2 separate regions of the Mus musculus genome follow, and region 1 is linked to region 2. A link is a loop called in an ENCODE intact Hi-C map of the cell type or tissue named here. Cell type or tissue: left cerebral cortex. All regions are shown on one strand. Each heading gives the region's core, and the rest is flanking DNA. Links, peaks and the distances in the headings are about the cores only. Region 1 overlaps Fbxw7 (F-box and WD-40 domain protein 7). Region 2 has its middle 66 kb from the start of Gm31096.

Region 1 (10,553 bases), core at 834-8,833, 240 kb before region 2:
CTTGCCTCAGACTTCCTACCTGCAGTAGAGGCATGCTTGTAATGACCAGGGAACCAGTCCTCTGAAAGCAGAGCACCTTTTTTTTTTTTTTAAAGCAATGTCTGTCAGCTTGACCCACTACCTTGTAATGGGAACTAGAAAGCGAAGTTGAGCTCTGGAAACAGAGCCCACATCCTGGCAGGACACCTGTTCTTACTATTGTCACCATTAATGGCAGTTACCATTTGTAGGGTACTTAATACCTGTTAGACATTCGGAGAGTCCTCACAGTCCCTTAGGGTATGTAAGTATCTGAGGAGTACTACCACTCATTCCCCACACAACTCATGTGCCAAGTGGCCGAAGGCACACTGACGTTTGAGCCAAAGTTACTCCTCAGAGTCTGCGCCTCAAGTTCATCACAAAGAAAGATTAGATTAGATGGCTCCAGGTCCACTCCATGGTATATGGATGGCTTCCTGGTACTCAAGTGTTTTGTTGGTTCAATAGGTAAAACACTCCTTTTATTTCTTAGTTTTTAGCTTTTTTAGATGCCTCTTTGTCATGACTAATCACTAATTTAAGAAATTAGTTCCAGGATTTTAAACATTTGTAAGTGAATACAAGATTGGTATTCACACACAAGATTTCATATACATGAAAACTTTTCTCAAGTAGATTTGAACTTCATAGCCAGCTCCAATAAATATAGACGTGGATGAAGAAAATAGTAAATTGGGCTGTAAGCTTTCCACTGAAGGAAAGTAAATTTCATCTTGACTGTGTATTAGTTACTATTTTGTTTTTCCTAAAGTCAACCTTTTATATTTTTATGACATTTTCTTTACAGAAAATATAAGAATAAGTTTACAGTACAGTTTTAAGAGGAAACAACTAATAACACATACATTTAAGGTAGTGGTATTGTATTTTAGATCTAAAGTGTGAGATAGAGAAACGCAATACTTGTTAGTAGATTGAGGGTAGCTTGCATGGATTGTTGGCCTAGTGCACAGGTGTGTACTATATTGTGAGGTATGCTGACTTCCTACCAAATCCCTGACAATTCTACAGAAATATATATCCTAGAAGCAAATAAAACTTCTAGCTTTATTTTCTTCTGTGACTGTGTTAAATGAAACTCTAACCTTCATTATTGTGTGTAAGTTCTGAATGTGTGGACATTTATATTTTTGTACATTCACATACATGTGCACATGTGCATATTATAATCTTTGCATTGACTTTGTAATTGATTGTGCCAGATTACCAGAGGCTGCATCTCTCTCTGTAAAGAGGCTTTTAGATAGTTTGAACTTACAGAAAAATAAATAAATACTATTTTTACAGTTATATTTAGTTAAATAAAACTTTTAAAGTCTGAGCTTTATGTTCATTTACAGTTTGATTTACTATGGTTACAATTTTTGTATAAAATCTTTTTGTGTTTTTCATATTTATTTTAAATTATATATTGTGTTTAATGTTGGGTAGCTATGCATTAATACTATAGTGTTGGTTTAGTTGGAGGGTATTTTGGAAAACGAGAGTTCGATATTTTTAAAACTAATTTTATTATGGGTTCTAAAAGCTCCGCTTCCCCACCCTGTGTGTGGGGTGTGTGTGTGTGTGTGTGTGTGTGTGTCCATGCCCTTGTCCTTTCTTATTTTACTATACATTTAATAGACGAAGAAAAAGTCTTAAATTATATACTATCATGTGCTTGACACATTTTAAGAGCTGGCTAATTTCCTAATGAATGTAGGAAATGCCCTACTAGCCAGTGCCTTGCCTACTGCAGTAGTGCATGCATGGGTGCTGAGCTGCACACCTCCTTCCCAGCTGATAGCACCTGCAAGAGAACACTCCCACTGACTTTCCACTTTAGTCAGGAGCCTTTCCATAGGAAAGTTAATGACAACGAGTTAGTAATGATTCAAAAAGTTTGTTACAGCCTCACATGCTTGGCATTCTTTTCTTTGATGTAGAAAATTTGAGCTGTCTCTAATCTAATTCTGCTCAGGGCAAGACAGCTAACTGTGGTAGGTAGTTTCCTGTTCTTTTCCAGAGTAGAATGTTGTCATGATAATAAGATCACTGACATCAAAATACAAACACATCTTCTTACTATTATAAGGTAGAAATGTATTTTTAACTGTTAGCAAGGTAACTAAGAAAATAATATTCATGGTACAACCAATCCTATTACAGTAAACTTGGAAATACTAAGTATAGTAGATATTAAGAAACATATACTTTATATATTCATACATATGCCTGAATTACCAAATTACTCTTATGGTTGTACTGCTTGCTTGAAAGGCCAATTGTTTAAAACTGTTATTTGTTACATAAATGTTTTTCTGGATGTCCTACAGATAACTTGAGTGATGTATGAACCTTCCGGGAGTAATTATTAGAGAGAAAGTTGTACAGAGATAACATTAGGTTGTTGTGGCAGAAGACTACCAAGACTAGTTAGTAATGACTTGGAACAGTAATTGTGTGCTGTAGGGAAGCCAGGAGTCTGAAGGTCATGCCAAGGAGGATAGATGCAATTCGCTGTATGTGCATACTTCACTTGCATCATCCACAGTAGACTGTTTTGGTTTGTTTATGTATATAACCAACTAGGTGTCCAGCCGTTTGCTCAGAGCGAGTCATTTGCTTAGACTAGCGGTGGTTAACCATTCTATGCCATTATCTCCCAGAGCTTGGGCTCTGGTTCAAAACATCTTTGTGCTGCTTATTTCTGGAGCCAGCATCCACTTGTATACAACCAACTCTAAAGCTTGCTAATAGGTTTTAATTTAAATAATGCTTATGCATTGCTAGTACAAGGAATATTTCAAAAGAATGGGAAAATTATTGCCTACCTGGAATTGCATGAAAATTTATTTTATTATAATGAAAACATATTTACTATGTTGAGATATTCTAAAATTTTGTACAACTGACATTAGCATTTATTTATCTATAGTAGAAACTCACCAGCTAATCTTTTTGATGAACTTCTACTTGATGTTACAGCATAAGACATAAAATACAAAGTAAGCTTAGAACTACATAGATTATAGGCTAAAGTCCCATGTTTCTGTCCATCCAGGTGTAATATAGATAGAAAAAAGTATTTAAAATATATTACTAAAACACCTAAATATGATTTATGCTTGAGACCATCTGTAAGCTAAGACAGCCAGAAATCAGACGATGTGAATGCTTTGCTTTGCCTGGGTCATATGTAGAGTCTGGTAGTAAGGAGATACGACGCATGGTTTTCAGTGATGCTACTTAAAAAAAGAGTGCTGGAAAAATCTTTATTTTTATTTTGTTACTTTGAAATCTGATTAGGAAATTGGTTAACTAGTTTTGCTTGGCTAGTTCTTTACAGTTAAATTAGCATTGTAAACTAAGTATTGGGAGAATTGTTTAAATATTTGGTAAATGGAAGTCATCATTAGTAATTATAACCATACATATTTTTCACTTAAAGGGCTAAGTTAATAGGGGCCACTCCTAAGTGATCACCTTGGCAGATGAAGGAAGTGAAGGAAGTGGGATGGTATAGACTTTCCAGTGTATCCTTTTCATATAACTTTATGAGCAAGTTTCCTTGTAACTTCATGACCATAATCAGCAGTTATGTGACCATGAGAACTCCTTTGAATAAAGGTATTTCTATCTCTGGCACCCCACTAAGCTTACCCAATACAAATTCTATAGGAGAGTCCAACTACTTGTTAATATTCTTCAGTAGCCTGGAACAAGCAAGAACTCCATATTTGCTGCCCCCACCCCACAACCCCTGATCTTGAAGCAACTAGTTAATAAGGGTCTGTATATTTTCCCAAATATTGGACACACCCTCGCCCCCAAAGCAAGAAGTTTCAATTTAAAAAGAACTTCCCTTTGCAGAGAGTGAATTGATTGATAGGAAAAATAACTTTTGTTGAGCATGTATGTACATATTGTGTCTGATGGGGGGTGACATAAGAATTAGGTAAATGTTTGAGAAGATAATAGACAGTAGAACATAATTTCTTGGAGAGAATCTAAGATGTGCATCTTCATAAAATTTACATGTGGAAGTAAACAGTATTACATTGAATGTCATGTTTATAATGGTAAACATTTTAAAAATTGATATTTCATGTAATATTCCATTACCATGCAGAACTACTAAAATATATTGTTCAAATAGTAGGAATCTATTTTCTAAAGAAACTAAGTGCTCTAAGTAACTATGGGCACATAGCTTACTTGTAATAAAGAACATTAGTGGGGAGGATAGGAGTTAATTAACTGGGCACTAGATAATAGCTTTCTTATCCAAGAAGTCTTATCACCACTTCCAAGGGCAGTTGTGTAGCAAGTTGCAAGATGAATACCTAAATTTGTACATAATCATTCTATGAGAAAGGTTGCCTTTAGGCAAAGTTAGTTTCTTTATTATTACATAAAATTCTTTTTTAATGCTAAGCAATGTGCATTGCCACAATCATTTTTGAGGTAAAAGTCTACCACCTCTTGTTGGCCCAGGGTGAGTGAATGTCAGGGGATTCCCAAGTGAGCACGGAGCACATGGAGAAAGTAGCCTTGATACAAACATGCATTAGGTAGAAGTGGTTCATCTTTAAGGGTAACCCTTCTTGTTCCCGAGAATCACTGGCAGTTATCTTGAAAACTATATTTTAAAATAATGTGTGGTAAAGCTTAAGAAATAATTTTACTAAATCATAATATAAGAGACAATCAGGTGAAATTTATCTTTTATTACATAATTTCTGTAAAAGAACCTTTTGCTCCAAACTGGTTTACTTTGTTGTCAGTTCCCCCAAGAATACTTAATTTTTCCCTTTGGAATTGCCCATATCACACTGCCCAAGCTACTTGAAGAATATAGTCAGCCTCTGCCAAGTCTATCCAGTAGGATGACAGTAATGAAAGTAGCCTGCTTCGCCTCTGTTGGGGGTGGGGGTTACCCAAATACATTTCATTTCCAAAATGTTTCTTTCTGGAAGGACTTATTTGTGGTAATGCTGATTGCTATTTAAATCTCGTCAAAAATGTGGGTTTTACAAAACACAAAAATAATCTCCTGAAAGTTTGGAAGGGGAGAGGGGCTGTGGTGTGGGGGCGGTCTCTGCTGCCCACGTCCGCCCTCTGTTCAGTGCGTTGTGTGCTTACGGGCTCCCTGGAGCAGATCACCATATAATTGATGTGCAGTCTGCATTGCTGAACCCTGGACTGCACCATTCTGTGTTCAAGGGAAGATGTAATCTGATCCCTCTGCTGCTGAGGGAGGAATCTGTTCAGTCAAGGCTTTGACAGGGCATAGTCTCCTCCAATAATCTTGTGGGTTCTCGCTCATTATTCCCCGAGTTCTCCTCAGTGGAGCTGCATGCGTGTGTGCGTCCCGAGCAGCGTTCTGGTTCTGAGCTGCGTCTGCTGGTGCTGGGGAGTTTTGCTGCCGGTTCCGCTGCCTAATCTTCCTTTTCTGGCGTGCCTGAGCATGTCCACGTTAGAATCTGTGACATACCTACCTGAAAAGGGGTTATATTGTCAGAGACTGCCAAGCAGCCGGACACACGGGGGCACAGAATCCCTGAAGGGGAAAAATACAGAAAATATGGGTTTCTACGGCACATTAAAAATGATTTTTTACAAAGTAAGTAATCTGTTTTCTTCCTGTGCTGTGTGGTTGTGTGTGTGTGTGTGTGTGTGTGTGTGTGTGTGTGTGTGTGTGCCTGAGAAGGAAAATCTGTATCATCAGAGATGGCTGCAGCATCCTCTAATTTTGGTGGGTGGTTGGATTCTGGTATTCTGCTTTATTTCATGACTGTTGTAAGCAAGTATGGAGCGATGGTGTGAGCTGGGGGAAGCTTTAAAATAAAATGTACATTTCCATCTGAGATTTTTTCACTGAAAACGTATCTGAGACTCCAGAAATGTAGCTCCGTTAAATGCTGACCTGGAAATACTCAGCCTCACTTGGCTTTCCGTGAACCTTTCTGTTCAGTTTTCCTGTACCATAGTCATACGTATGTGTTCCTTAGTTAACTCTTGGAGTGTAGTCACTGAAACGTGTAGGGTTTATGTTTGAAGAGATTGGACTACTTGTGGTATCTTAAAAAAATTACCCAATTAATTTTTGGTTATAAAGTCAGTATTTTCAGTTAACATTACAGTATTTAAAAGATTTCCACAGTCATTCAGAAGATGCTTTGTTTTGTAAAATAATTTAAACATAAACCCTTCTCAGTGAATTCTGTGATATATGTTTTAAATATTTTATTCATTGAAAGATTCTAGATGGAAATAAAGTTTGCTTTTAGTGGCAATTAGATGTCATTTGTACCAGCATATTTACAAGGCGTTCTGGGAAGTTCTGAGAGCCAGCATTACTGACTTAATTCAGATGAGTGTCAGAGACTCCCATAATGATCAGGAAAATCATCTGCGAAAGTTACCAAGCTCTGTACTGGCTGCCCTTCCTGATGGATTCATTTGTGTGTAGGTACATGTCTGAGTATCTGAATTCTACACGTGGAAGCACATGGCTCCCTGTGCATTACAGCTTCTATATTTTTTGTTTTCTGATAAGATTATTTACAAAGAGAAAAAATAATATATTTGGAGATTATCTTTTAAAAATGAAGTGAGTATAGAAACTTCCAGAGGGAAGAAAGCAGGCCAATTCTGTTTCCCACAGTAGGTATTTCACTAAAGTATAAATTGTGCATAAGCTTCTTGAACCTTCGCAGCCACAGATGACCCAGTGTTGACTGGGACACTTTCTTCACGATAACAAGTCCTTGCTATCCCATCCCAGAGTTTGAATCTTTTTAATGCCTTTTAGTATTTACAGTGTATATACTATGTTCCATGTGTTCCTGTGTGAAGCAATAGGTAGGAAAATGAGCCTACTGCAAAATAGGGGTTCCAGCTTACTATAAAAATGAAGATAGCTATCTCCCCATAACATGCAGTAATACAGTAGCTAGTGAGACCCTGCAAATCCAAGAGAAGCTGTTGAAATAGGAAAAGTTGAACCTTAACAGATTTTATTTTGTATACATATACTCAGATGACCTACGTTAATTGATAGTGAAATACAAAAATAAATATTTCAATATTGACATTGACAAATGCAATTTTGAATGTATTGATAGCACAACATGGAATAGTGAGAAACCTTTAAGATGTACATGTTAGACATGTCTCATATATCATATGTCTTAGTCATAACTCATTCTTTTACAATCATTTCGTTGTTTCAAGAGTATTTTTTCCTGCGTATTCTGTATGTAGCAGTTGATGATTTTTTTCCTTCAGCTTTACTGTGGCAGATACAGATTGCCTGCTATTAGGGATTTACTCTTTTTAACTGTCTCTGTTATCCTTGCTAAACTCTTCTTTATTTTAATCACTATTCAAGATTAGCTTATTTTGCTCTCTACCTTTGTATAATGATATGAATGCTTAAAATTCAGTTATTCATATTTCTGGTTGTGAAATTTAAAATTTTTATCTTACTATTTTTAAAGAAAAATGATTAGTAAGGAAGACATACTAAATACAGTTATTTTCTATGTGTGCTAATAAATTTTTTCTTGTTATTAAACTGAAAAATGAAAAGTATATAACATTCTAAGGGCATGGTAAATATTAGTCCCTCACCTAACACTGCTCTTCCCAGTAGAATACTAAGGGAACATTACCTATCCAGTCCATAAGAGTAAAGCAAATAGGAAAAACTGCGTAATATATTTTCTGATTAACCTACTAATAATCATCATTTTAGACACATGAAAATTTAACAGTTTTTAAATATTAGCATGCAAACTCAAAGTCTGATAATGGACCAAGTAATTTTTTTTATTTTATCTGTTTTACTTTATAGATGAAAAGAAAGTTGGACCATGGTTCTGAAGTTCGTTCCTTTTCTTTGGGAAAGAAACCATGCAAAGTCTCAGATTATACCAGGTAACGTTGAATAGAGGGGTAGGCGGGCATGTCATCTGGAAACATTTCTTTGAATTTGTTTTCGAAGAATAATAGTGCTACTGTATTCAGTGTTGTTGGTTGTTGAAATGTGTTTTAACATTACAGAAACGGGGAAGGGCATGAGGCTCAACCCAAGCAGAAGGGCTGGCACTGTCCATCTTGGACTTTCTCACTGATACTCTGATGGGAGACACATGCTGGAGTTCTTTAAACAAGATTGCAAAGTCACAATTTTAAGGACTTCTAAACAGTAAACCGCGAGGAAATGTCTCTGGTTACTATAGCAACTGCTGTTTTAGGGTAGCTACTTTCATATACCAAATCGAAGATAAATTTATTAGCAGTGAGGTAAATCTCCCGGTTACTAAAACTTACTTCATGGAATGAATGTATTAGAAATCCCCATTTATTGGCATGATGGGTTTTATGTTTTAACACATACATTTCTACACTTGTAGAATAGTTTCCATAACAACTAAATACAATTGTAGTCTTGTTTCCTTCTTCACTCCATCATTTTTGGATTTTGCGTCAGTATAAAACTTTGCCCACTCTCACGCTAATTAGACTAACTTAAGCACAATATCTCATTTCCCAGCCAATTAAACATGGTTTTGGATGTCACTTGAAATGCTGAATTTTAACATTTAAATGACAAAAGTATCTAAGAACTCTGTGGTCCCCTCCCCCACTTTTGTATAACTGTCACTTTTATTGAATAACTGGTCAGAGTGAACAGTAGAAATTCCAAGGACATTATGGTTAGGATCTTTTTTTAAAAAAAAAAATTTTGATTTAGTTATTTTTATTCTGTGAAACAGAATAAAATTAACATTGCCTAGATACAAGATTTTCTAAAACATCATTACAAATTGTCACACACCCCATACATACAGTTTGTTTTTATTTTGTTCAATTGTGGAAATATATTTAATGCTCCTGGGTAATCAAGGAATCATACTGCTTAGGATAACTTTACATACAGAAAGCTCTGGCAAGATGATGCTAAAGAGATGAAGAAAGCTTCGTTCTCTGTACAGCCCTTCTCCCCTCCCCTCTGCTGTCTGACAATTTCACTGTTGGGCGCTTGCTTCCACCAGAGGGTGTGGAGGGATAGAGAGACACCGCAAATATTCACGTCATTTTGGTTTTCCTTCTAACCTTGATGATATATTTCTCAGATGAGGAAGTTGTTTGATGTTAAACTAATTGTAAATGTAATTTTTTTAATGCACAGATTTCAGTCTGTTCACATTATTTTGGTCTTCTATTAAAGACAATACCAAAACAAAAGTATTAAATGATCAGCTGTTTTAGAATAAAACTTTTGGTACAGAACACATTCTCATAAAATTTTTGTTGCCTACTTTTTATATCAAGACAGCAACAGCCTTTTAACAAGGAATCCTACTAAAGGAGAATTAGAGTCAATACATATTTATTTCCATGTCTTTGACACAATTTTGTCAGTTAGTAACATATATGTTTGATATTCAGTAATGATTCTGACAGGTTTTTTTTTGACAGGTAATAAGATAAAACTCATTTTGTATTCTCCTGCCTCCTTAGGAGACTTTAACTATTAACACAGCCTGTTTTATTTTGGAGAAAAAGAAACTGAATTTGCTTTTGGATTTGAATGAAGGAAAGATTGATTTGCTAGTTGAATATTAGAGATTGTTGTAAATAAATATTAAAAAATTCAAAGGGTGCAGGCATAAAGATTTTTCTATAAAATAGTGATTTATGTACCGTTTTAAAAAATTAAGAGTTTCTTCATTAGCGATTTGTCAGAGGTTGAAAATCAGTTGTTATGGTACAGGTTACATGTGCTCTTTGTGTTTCTTTTTTAATTCTTTTCTTTTTGGTTTTGTTTTGTTGGGGTTTTTTTGTTGGTTTTTTTTTGTTTGTTTTGTAAACAAATTCACTGTAACCCAGCCTGACTTAGAATTCACTATGTAGCTTGCCTCAAACTTAAAATGGTCTTTCTGCCTCATCCTCAAGTGCTGTGATAACAGATGTGAGCTGTCTGCTCTTTGGATTTAAGATACTTTATTATCATAGTTCAGTGAGCTGAGGATTCTTCCACAGGTCTAGTTTTGTTGAACGTTAATACCACCTGTAAGGCAGAAATGCTCACATTACCTGGTTTGAGGTGCTTGAACCAGCTTAGAGGAGCCACCAGCGTGTCTGTGTGTGTGTGTGTCTGTGTGTGTGTGTGTGTGTGTGTGTGTGTGTGTGTGTGTGTGTGTGTGTCTGTGTGTGTGTGTCTGTGTGTGTCTGTGTGTGTGTGTGTGTGTGTGTCTGTGTGTGTGTGTGTGTGTGTGTGTGTGTGTGTGTGTGTCTGTGTGTGTGTCTGCTACAGTCTCAGGGCTGGAGCAGAAGCACTATACTCTGTTCTGAGTTCATTTATTTAGTGTTTTTCATTATCTCAGTTAAATTATTGGATAAGAATGTTTAGTTATCTCTTTTAATTTTGTTTGAAATTCTCTATACTTTTTTTGAAAAACTATGTCTCATCGAGGCTGACTACTACCAGATACCTAGGCTCAGCTTAATAAATGACA
Region 2 (10,553 bases), core at 1,146-9,145:
CCAATACATACAACAATGGGACAAAGGTCTGAAGGGACTGGATATTTACAGTTGTGACACTTAGGTGCAATGCTTTCTATTATTTGAGTATAGGCTGTAATTAGTTCCAGTCGGTGCTATAAATTTCAAAAGTAAAATGATGTCAATGCTAGATAATAAGATGGAGGACAAGCTATGCAGTGTCAGGGAGAAGAGAACAAAGATGCAGCAGATGGAACAAGGGGAAATAGACACAAGACAGCAGCTCCAACTTAATATCAACACTTCAAAACACAGAAACAAAAACTAACAAAGATGAAAAGAGATAGGTAATTGTAATCAGAGATTTCAACACTCCCATCTCAGCACTAACTAGATCAGCCTAATGAACATAGAGCAAAATCAGTGAGGAGACATGATGGGACGACCCTCTCTACCAACCTAACCTGTCCCGAGTGATCTCCGCAGGCTGATCCCCTAAAATAGCACATTATATATTCTCATCAAGAACACTTAGAATGTAGGCATTGTAATCTGGGATATAGTGGTGATTAAGCATTTTAAGAACTGGTCAGTGTAATTCTCCATTATAAACAGACTACAGAGGAAGAACTCTGTGATCATCTCAGCAGATAGATTTAAAATCCATTCATGATAAACAAACAAACAAACAAACAAGCAAGCAAACAACCAGAAGGACAAGTAAAATGGCCAGCAAACTAGGCTTCCCCATCTGTAAAGGCATGTTGAAAATGCCTGCAGCCATCAGGATGCTCAGAGGTGAGCAGCTAAGCAAGGTCCCTCAAGACACACACAGGGTGGGAGGGAATCCTTCCTACAAGTTAAATCCGAACAGCTGTGGAAGTTCTAGGCAGTGTGTGATAAGACAAGAAAAAAAATTGCGCGTAGTTTTTAAAGTCTCTTCTTGTAATATCATACCAATCGATCTCGGAAACCTTCGAGTCATCGATTTTCAATGCTGATAGAATTACTAATGGAGGTAATCAGCTCTGGATCGAGGAGCGACCCAGCGAAGCAGCTACATTTCTCTGCAAAAGCACCCAACACTCACCCGGTGAAATTCAGTAAATGCGATTGCAGTTAAAGTGCCATTTACAATAGCACCCCTCAGAGCACTGGATACACATTAAAAGTTTTTAAAAGTGTTAAAGATCTGTATTGCTTTAAGTATAAGATTTTGGTGAAAAAAAAAACTGATACAAATAGAGATCCACCGTGTCTACCCACTGTGAACTCCCCTTGGACGAAGATGCTCTCCTCCAACCTGGGAGCAAATCATTTCTCCAATAGAAATCATGAAGATGGTTGGGAGACCATTATGGAAATTAGCTTAAGGAAGCAACCAATGAGAGACAGGCTCATGGTGAAGAGTCCGTTCTCTTAACTCCGAGGCGTTTATCACAGGAATGATGAGAACCATGCTGCAGAAAGGATAGGCTGTAGAAAGGACAGGCATTTAGATCAATTGAACAGGGCAGGGAGTCCCAGAGAATGCTATGCACACACTGGCAGCAGACTCTGGATACAGGGAAGGACAGACTGTTGAGCGTGGTGTGGGCGGGGTTACATAAACATAAACAGAGGAGAAGACAGCATTGACACAGACTGCTATAAAACACTCAGGAGAAAAATCTCCGTGGTTCTGACTTAAGCAGTGAGTTCTTGGATACAAACCAAAGAGATTATCTAACTGATAAACTAGACTTGATTTGATAAAAACTTACTTTTTTTTTCTTCAAGAAATAAAAAATAAAGGAAATGGAAAACAACACCAAAAATAAAGAGAATAAGAAAAATAACATGTGGAGAAAACATCTGTAAATCACATATCTGGGAAAGAGCTTGTGTGTAGATGGAAATCTCACAGTTTGGTAGTAAGTAAAAACCAGACTGCTCTATAAAATGCAGGCAAACCATCTTAACAGATGTGTTATCAGAGAAGCCATATAGATGGTAAGTATGCACACAAAAGGGTTTGGCATCGCTGTTGATATACAACTAAAATACCACTACAATTAATTACAGCTAGTTACCCATGAAAATAGCAATCAAACAAGAAGCTGCAACCATGTCAGAAAAACACGGGACCATGGAACAATCATAGCTATGCTGCCGGTGGGAATAAATTGCGATTGTTTTGGAAAACAGTTTGGCAGTTACTTTTCAAAGCTATGAATGCACTGATACCAGCCAATCTGGCTCAGGCTATTTACTGAAATGATAACTTCCAATCGCACCAACCCCCGAGTTTGGGTGTTCACTCTGACTTTGCTCATAATCACCCCAAACTGGAAGCAATCCAGACGTCCTTCAGCTGGTTAATGGGTGACAGATACCTGCATGCTTCTTAGCGATGAGAGAAAACACGTTACTAACACAGTCATGGATCATGCTAAGTGAACGAAGCCTGACTCAGGAAGCCGTACACATACTGTACGGTTCTATTTATGTGCCATTCTGGAAAGAAGCGGAAACCATAGGGACAGAAAATAGATCAGTGCTGCCTGGAGCTGGGGCTGAGGGGTCAGGATTGATTAGAAAGGGGCGTGCGGGAACTTCTGGGGACTGTAGAAATGTTTTCTATCTTGATTGTAATGCAATTTACATGAAAGCATGCGTTCATAGGAGTGGAAGAATGAGGTATAAAAAAGGTGAATTTCAGCAAAACACATAAATTTAATCTCAATGATACAGGAGTGGGAAAAAACAACCCTAAAACGTTGCATTTAACAAGCGAGTCTTCTATCATCTCTCCGCGTGACCCCATGATCACAGTTTATGAAGTGGGTTATGCTGTTGGCTAGGTGAGAAAATGTTTGTGGTTCAAAGAGCCAGTGTTGGACAGTGTGCCCGTGAGCAGCGAAGGTGACAGCGGGCTTTTCTGGGTGTGGAGAAGTCTGTTGCCTGCTCCCTGTTGCCTTTGGACCACCATGCTGTGGGAGATGAATAACCTGCTGGTCCCAGTAGTTTGCCCAACGGAAGTTTTCCAGGGAAGCATTTACAGAGTGCCTCCCAGTCTCAGGGTGATTCTACACCGAGCACCTAGGAGTCCTTGAGATCCTGTCCTTGAGGTAAACCCTCCACTTAAGTGAAAGAGGTCTTGTCCTGCCCCTGCCCCTCCGGGCGGGCGTTTCTGGAGGCTGTTAAGCCTGCTTTGCAGCCTGTGCTCTCAGGAACCCAGGCCAGGAGCTGAGACTCCTGTTGTTCACTGTCACTTTATCCTCTCCGCCCACTCCAGCGAGCCTGGCAGGGAGGCCATCCAGAGAGCAGCGGGTCAACAGATGTATGCGCGGCTTGCGGAGCTGAGGCCCAGCTGGGAGGATTAAGCTGTGAAAGGCCCCACTCTAGGCCCAGACCGTGAATCTCCCAGTTCCTGTGGTTTAAGCATAGCCTGAGTGTGCCCGTGGGAGATCCCTCTTCGCTTACAGACAGAGGCTAGAACACGGGTACTGATTCCACTGAAGTGCCAGGTAGCCAGTGAGGGCTCAAAGGACAACCTTTCATTTGAAGGCCTATACTTATAGAAATTGCTTGTCTGCTTGGCTGGGCTTCTGGGAAGGTATCAACCAAGAGAGAAAGAAAGAATGGAGAAGCTGCTGATTGAAAAAGGAGCGAGCCGCTCTGAACAACAGATCTGTGTTTCTTGTGCCTTGCTTGTAGTAATCTTTCCTTTTTAAGAGCCCTCCAGCCTTGGCATGGCTAAAATTATTTTGATCCCTTATAAGTCACCCTTTAAGAAGTCAGGTCACTAGATTGGGGTGAGGGGATACGGGCGGTTCAAGCGACCTGCACTTTGGGGAGTAAGGGGTGCTTTTAACCTCATGGTACTCCCCGGTTTCTGCTTGGTCAGACGATCCAAGCAAAGACTTCTTGAGCTCTCCACCAAAGAAACCTGTTGGCAAGGCCAAGACCACCTGGCCCAGAGCCAGGCTGGAGAGCAGAGCGGCTGCCTCGGGAGAGACGCGACAGCGTTTGTGCAGGCTCTGGTACCTGGAACAAAAATATGCCGAGCAGCAAATTACGGCTTTCAGATGTCACCGCCGCCATCTGACACGGCATTTCAGCGGTTCACGTCTTCATTACCGGGCTGTAGCCTCCTGTTCAGGCTGTTCCTGCGTGGGAGACAGATTTATGCTGCGTGGGCTACTGTATACCGGAGCAACAATGCTCGCTAGGGTTGTCAGGCTGATGGCCAACCCCCTGTGGGGGAGAAGAAGCCTGAGCCTCCGGGTTGCTTTGTGGGTGGGTGCCTATGTGTGTCCGGGACCCATGTGCACCCCACCTCCACCCTCCATATTATAACAATTATAACAGTTTAAGGGAACGTCCTCCTGCCTCCAGGATGGTGCCCTGTGTTTTTCTCATCTCCCTCTGCTTCCGTAACCCCCCCCCCCCATCTGCTAGATCCTTCCTCTCCTCCACCTCACTCCTCTTTGAGGTGGTAACTAGACCAACCCAGCCAGCAATCACAGCAATACCCTGGTGGCCCCCTTTTCAGTTTCTCAGCCTCACTCAGACTAATGGATCAGAAACATGTGCTTGCATCTAATGCCAGTAATCATATCCTGAGTGACCACAGAGAGAGAGAGAGAGAGAGAGAGAGAGAGAGAGAGAGAGAGAGAGAGAGAGAGATTGAGCAGAGGTACCTGTGGTCCCTGGGGATACAGTTACAGGAAGACAGCCTTGCTGACAGCAGCCACTCTGCCTAGCTTCAGTCTGCCTCCCCCTTCGCCAGCTTTCCTAAGCCCCTTGAATTTTTTCGACCCGTGATCTGTGCTCCTGGTGTGAAGAAAACACATTTCCATAGCTTCTGAGTATCTGCTTTGAACTGGTGTTTCCCAGCACTCGTGGTAGCAGACGTGGTGAGCCAGTGTATAGTGGCCGTGGCTAGCGAAACCTAGTGAACCAGGGAAAGGGGACTTGGTTAGGAGAACCCAGGAAGGCTTCCAGGTAGAAGTGGCATTTTGAGGTGCGCCTTAAAGAAAAGGCAGGATGCTGATAGATGCAAATAAGAGAAACTGCCTGTTTGGCAAAAGATGGGAAGACTAGTGGGAATTTAAATGACACTGAAGAACAGCTCCAGAAAGACAAAATAAAAGAGAACCTTGGATTACAAAGAGTTTAAATTCCCTGCTCAGCAGCAGGAAATTTATCAGTCATGGGAGCCATTGCAGGTTTTAGAGCCAGGGAGAGATAAATTAGTGTCTCCCAAGCAAACTTCGAGAGTACCCTCAATAGACTACAGAATATAGAGTATAGGGGTGATGTGAGCACCCCAGAGGGTATTAGATGACCTGGCAACGGTCTGCAAGAGCAGACATTGCACATTTGATAAGGATGGAAGGAAGGTGGTGTTGCAAAGATTTGGCAAGTGGTTGGATTTGAAAAATAAGGCCAACAGCTCTACCAGGGACATCGCTAACTCTGAGAGTGGAGGAGGGACAGAGAGAACAGCTGATTTGTAGCTTTGCAGGAGATACCTGAGTCAGGATGTCCCTGGGGAGCTAAGGTCGGGGCTGATAATGATGGAAAGGTAGTGGCTGTGAGGACCCTCTTCCTGGAGCCACCAGTCGTGAGGAGACAGAGTGAGGGCAATGTGGAAGGGAGGGGAGCTGAGAGCAGACTCCCAGGGAGAGAGACAGACACCTGAAAAAGAGAGAAACTGCCACTAAGAGCTTCTTGCCAGGAAGCTGAGGGAGGATAGATTCCTGTCACGTGCTGAGGTGGCTGAGGAGGCCCCAGGGCTCTTTCCTGAGGCTCCCTCAGGACAGAGGTGGGTGGAACCAGAAGCCTGCACGGAGAAGAGTGGGTGGTGGAGAGGAAGAGTAGGCGAGCCTGTATCCTGAGAGCTTAAAAAAAAGGGTGGAGGCTTATCCTTTGAGGATGGCTTAAGGGTCTTTGGTCTGGCATCCTGGAGCGGGGCTATGGAGGCAGCAAGGGGCCAAAGGCTAGGCTGGTGCTCTCTGTCAGTGATCACCTGTTTTCTGTGGCAGCCAGAAATGCCAGCAACTCCTCAGAGCAGCAGGTGAGGAACTGGCTGCGTTCATATAACGACATGTGTGTTAATGTCACAGACTTGACTTCTTTTTCACTAAGGCCCACAAACGGGTTGTGGCGTTTTCTGCATTGCCCTGCGCCTTATTTTAGGGACTACCCTAGGGTGACTGTTGAAGGAAACATTAATTCTCTACAACCTTGACAGGAGGAGCATGAAGAATGTACCAGCGTCTCTTCTCCGTTCCTCAGAAGAAAACAGAGCCCGTCCTTTTGAAGGCAGACTCGGGCTCATTGATCTCTCCTCAGGAGAGGCTGCCAAAGAGAAACAAATCCCATAAGCACTGTGACAGTGTTCAGGAAAGCAGCTGGTTACTCTGGTTTAGGAAGGCAGAGCCCTCCGGGTGACAGCCTCCCAGTGGAAAGCTGGGCTTTGGCTGCCTCCTGGCTCCGGTGGCAATCCCTCCACTCCCACACATGAATTTCTCACAGGTGACCCTCATGAGCCACCATCCCAGGCCTCTCCATCCGTCACCTTTGACAGCTGGACCTCCAGGTGTTGGCTACTTTTGTGTGTGTTTAAAGATTTATTTATTTAATGTATATGAGTGCACTGTAGCTGTCCTCAGACATATCAGAAGAGGACATCAGATCTCATCACAAATGGTTGTGAAAGAGGACATTGGATCCCATTATTATAATAGTTGTGAGCCACCATGTGGTTGCTAGGAATTGAACTCAGGACCTCTGGAAGACCATTCAGTGCTCTTAACCTCTGAGTCATCTCTCCAGTCTCAAAAGGAATGAATATTCTTTGTAGGCTTAGAATTTTTTTTAAAAAGTGGCTGTGATTTGAAGATGTTTGTTTGTTTGTTTGGTTTTTGTTTTTGTTTTGTTTTTACCTATTTGTGGTTTAAAAAACATGTACTAGCTGTGTACCAGGCCTGGCAGAAGAGTGAATGTCCAGAGTCCCTTGCGGAGTATAGATGTTACCTGCTGTCAGATCGTGTTACAGAGCCTCCATCAGTATCTGGGAAAGGGGCGGCTTCCAGCGATGCACTGTTTAGCTGCTCCCAGCCAGTGTTTGTTTCTAGCATCCAGTCCTTCGGCAATTCTGGAGGAATTCCCTGTCTGTCTAGTTTTAAAGTTCCCAATGTTCCTTCCTCCTATGGAAGTGAAAGCTGACTTGGGAACTCGTGACTCAGCCTCAGTTCATCCCCCGGGGCACTGAATATTGCAGGAGAGGCAGAGAGCAGTTGGCGAAGTTTATAAATTATTGAGTTATTGAAGCTTCCAGGAGAGCATAGAGTGTCCAGCACAGGGATATCTTGCCATAGTATCACTTCTTCCCATGCTGACCAGGGTCTGGGGCCAGCTCCGTGCCTTACCATCCCAGGCTGACTCTCCAGACTCTCTGCCTGCCTCTCCCCCAGGCCCCTCATGCGGGAATTTATCTTTTACTTAAGTCAAACTGCATGCTGGAGCTTGGAACCTCTTAAATATAGAGAAGCTAAATGATAGGACCTGAGGAATGGGTGCAACCAGATCCAGGAAACAAACAGGGCATACTCTTGACTCAATGCCTCTCTTGTGATGGGGGAGGCAGAGAGTAAAGACATCAGTGCATACACCAGACACACACACACACACACACACACACACACACACACACACACACACGTACACATCAGAGGGTAGCAGAGGATACCGAGAGAAGAGATCTAATGGGAATACAGGGTCAAAGGGAAGATCACCCTGAGAAGGCAGCAGTGGGGAGAGCCTGGAGTGTTGAAGCTTGGAGGAGTCTTCCAGGCTGATGGAATCCCTAAGTTGAAAGATCCAGAGGCAAACTAAGAGTAAAGGTACTTCTCTTGGCCTTCTGGTTTCCAGGACTCTGCCCAAGCTTTGGTTACTGCATGCCTGCACCGTGGGTGTGAGGCTTGTCATCTGCAGTTGGAGGCAGGATGGGAACAACCTCATAGGGAGTGGGGTTAGCATTGGGGCCCTAGAGGACAGAGTGGGTCACCCTAGCCATCTCTTGACACCCAATATGAGCTGCATGCATATGTCAAGAGGATTAGGTTATTTAGCACCACAGGGGCAGAGGGAGAGCTGGAAGTTAGCTGTCACTAATGTGACCGTTCTTATCAATCAATAATCAATTGAAAGTCTATACCCTACGGCCTCTTGGATTTTGCCTATCATTTCCTTGTATTGAATTTATGAACCCCTAGGCAGATACTCATGTTACATTTCTGCCAAGGTATGAATGCAGGCCGGCTGCTCTTCACCATTTGGTTCTGTTGTTGGTTCTGTGGTGGGATTCTTGAACTTTTGGCTAGTTTCCTTGGCCCATGAGGGAGAAGTTGGTCTCTGGCATTTGTTCACTTCCTGCACTTACTCACTGTTCCTGGTCATTAGGGCTAGGGCTAGGGACTCCGCTTGGAATGAAACTACTCGGGCCCTGGTTCTAGGCTCCTCCTCTCTGATCCCTTCATTGCTATCCTTTTTCTTTCTTGTCTTCTTCCTCCCTTTCCTCCTCTTCTTTCTCTCACATTGGTACCCCAACTTTTCTGTCCCTCTCTCTCCTGCCATGTACCTCACTTGATTGGTTGGAACCATCTCCCAAGGAAACGGCGCATAGAGGAGCCTTGACTGACCTTCCGTGTTGCTCACCTCACACTTGGCCTTGGGTAAAGAAGGTCAGGTGAAAACAAACTCCCTACCCTAGAGGCCTTGACCTCGCTTGCCTTTGTCAGATGACCCTCAAGTAAACTGACTCTGAAACTCCTTCTCTCTAGACAACAGATCAGTTCTCACAGCTTGGGAGGTGTGATTCCCACACCTGGTGTCCCCGGCCAGCATGGAGCAGCTATTTCTGCTTTCCCAGTCTCCTCCAGTGCCAATGGCCATGTTTTCTCTTTGGAATGACTTGTACAGCCTTCCCAGGTTGGCTCTTCCAGAGTTGTTTGCAATCATTTAAGTTGGCACAATATAATTTCAGAGGGCTTTTTGGGGCTGTGGATGAAAAACTTAAAATGTAGATTCCCTTGACCCAATAATGCCAACCCTGGGAAATGTTTTTAGAAAATAATCAGAGACACAGCCAAAAGTTTGTATAAGAATATTTATTTCAGTGCTAGTTATAATGGTAAAGGACATAAAGAAACAATCCATAGGCACTTGGTTAAATAATTTATGGCAACACTAGGCAGCCATCTCTCCCTCTCTCTCTCCCTCTGTGTGTGTGTGTGTGTGTTTGCACTTAGAGCATGCTTGATATGTGTGGCTCGGCTTTCTGTGACTGCAACATGGACTCAAAAAAAGTCAATCTCTAACATTCCTTTGGTTCGTGGCTTGAGAGGTTTTGAGTCATGACTGTTGCTTTGCCTGTGGATGGCACATCACAGCCAGAGCCAGTGATAGAGTAAAACCATTCACCTCATGCTTAGGATGTGGAAAGAGGGGAGATGAGGGGGCTGGGGTCCCACAATCCTCGTCAAGGCTGAGTGAGAGTGGCTGTTGCAGTTTCCAAATCGATCTGGCAGCATCACGGAGGTCCTCGCTACCTGCCCCAACGTTCTGGGTTCTCAAATGAAGTGTGTGTGTGTGCGTGCGCGAGTGTGCGCATATTCCTTAAACAGCTCAGTGGTTGGGCCACTTCCAAAACTCCATGTAGCTAACACTCTCCCCTCCAATATTTCTGAGTTATTACTTACTCACTAAAACCTATATTTCATCTTGGCTGCGCTGGACCCAGCCCTCTTGGACCGAGTGCACCTACATGACAGTTATGTTCTCTGTTTGGCACCTCTCAGGTGTGGCCTCCTCTCCTTTCCTGGCATGATGACTGTCTCTTCCTGTTCCTCCTCAGCCCCTTGTCCAGGAATCCTAAAGTCCTGCCTCTGGCTCCCTCTCCAGTCATTGGCCACCGGCAACTTTATTTACCAGTCAAAACCAACTGGGGAAAGGGTCCCTCAAAATCTGATGTGTGGACAGGGGGGATTCTCGTGCAATTCGGGGGCCAAAATTAACATAATATAAGCAGCATTAGACCAAATCTACAACAGCAACAGTATAAGGAGTTCTTCTCAGAGACCTCCTGTGCTAGCTTGGCTTGTGTCAGTTTGACACGAGCTATAGTCATCTAAAAGGAGGGACCCCCAACTGAGAAAATGCCTTCACAAGGTTGGCCTTTAGCAAGCCTTTGGAGCATTTTCCTGAATATTGATTGACGTGGGAAGGCTCAGCTCACTGTGGAAGGTACCAAACCTGGGCAGGTTGCCCTGGGTGGTATAAGAAAACATTCTGAGAAAGCCATGAAGAGCAAGTTGTTAAGCAGTGTTCTTCCATAGCTTCGGCTTCCCTTCCTGCCTCCAGCTTCCTGCCCTGGTTTCCCTATGTGGTAGAGTACAACAAAAAGCTGAAATAACCTCTTTCCTCGCCGAGTTGCTTTTGGTCATGGTGTTTTATCATGGCAACAGAAAACCTAAGCTACCTTCACTCGGGTAAGGACTGAATTAATGGCTTCACCGAAGAAAAGAATTTCAAGATGGATG

Evidence for each region. Hi-C counts contacts between places; a loop is a spot of excess contacts. Peaks named below come from ENCODE experiments on the same cell type or tissue, not always from the same donor. Only the 100,000 strongest peaks of a DNase experiment are listed, where the experiment ranks them.
Region 1: it touches region 2 in a loop (5-fold over the local background); 2 of 42 quality-filtered maps call a loop at or near these places.

Annotation. Positions count from the first base shown.
Region 1 is chr3:84,946,993-84,957,545 of GRCm38, forward strand. It overlaps Fbxw7 (F-box and WD-40 domain protein 7), which reads left to right. Exons shown (of 14, transcript NM_001177773.1): 5 at 7,883-7,965. Among named protein-coding and RNA genes, the nearest start is that of Gm30944, 71 kb to the right of the region's middle. In left cerebral cortex, for the core only: no CTCF peak of the experiment used is centred there; DNase peaks (open chromatin) are centred at 5,238, 5,883, 6,486, 6,694 and 2 more places; H3K4me3 peaks cover 4,432 bases; H3K27ac peaks cover 5,324 bases.
Region 2 is chr3:85,182,817-85,193,369 of GRCm38, forward strand. No RefSeq gene overlaps it. Among named protein-coding and RNA genes, the nearest start is that of Gm31096, 66 kb to the left of the region's middle. In left cerebral cortex, for the core only: no CTCF peak of the experiment used is centred there; DNase peaks (open chromatin) are centred at 1,549, 2,388, 3,449, 3,547 and 5 more places; H3K4me3 peaks cover 490 bases; H3K27ac peaks cover 5,668 bases.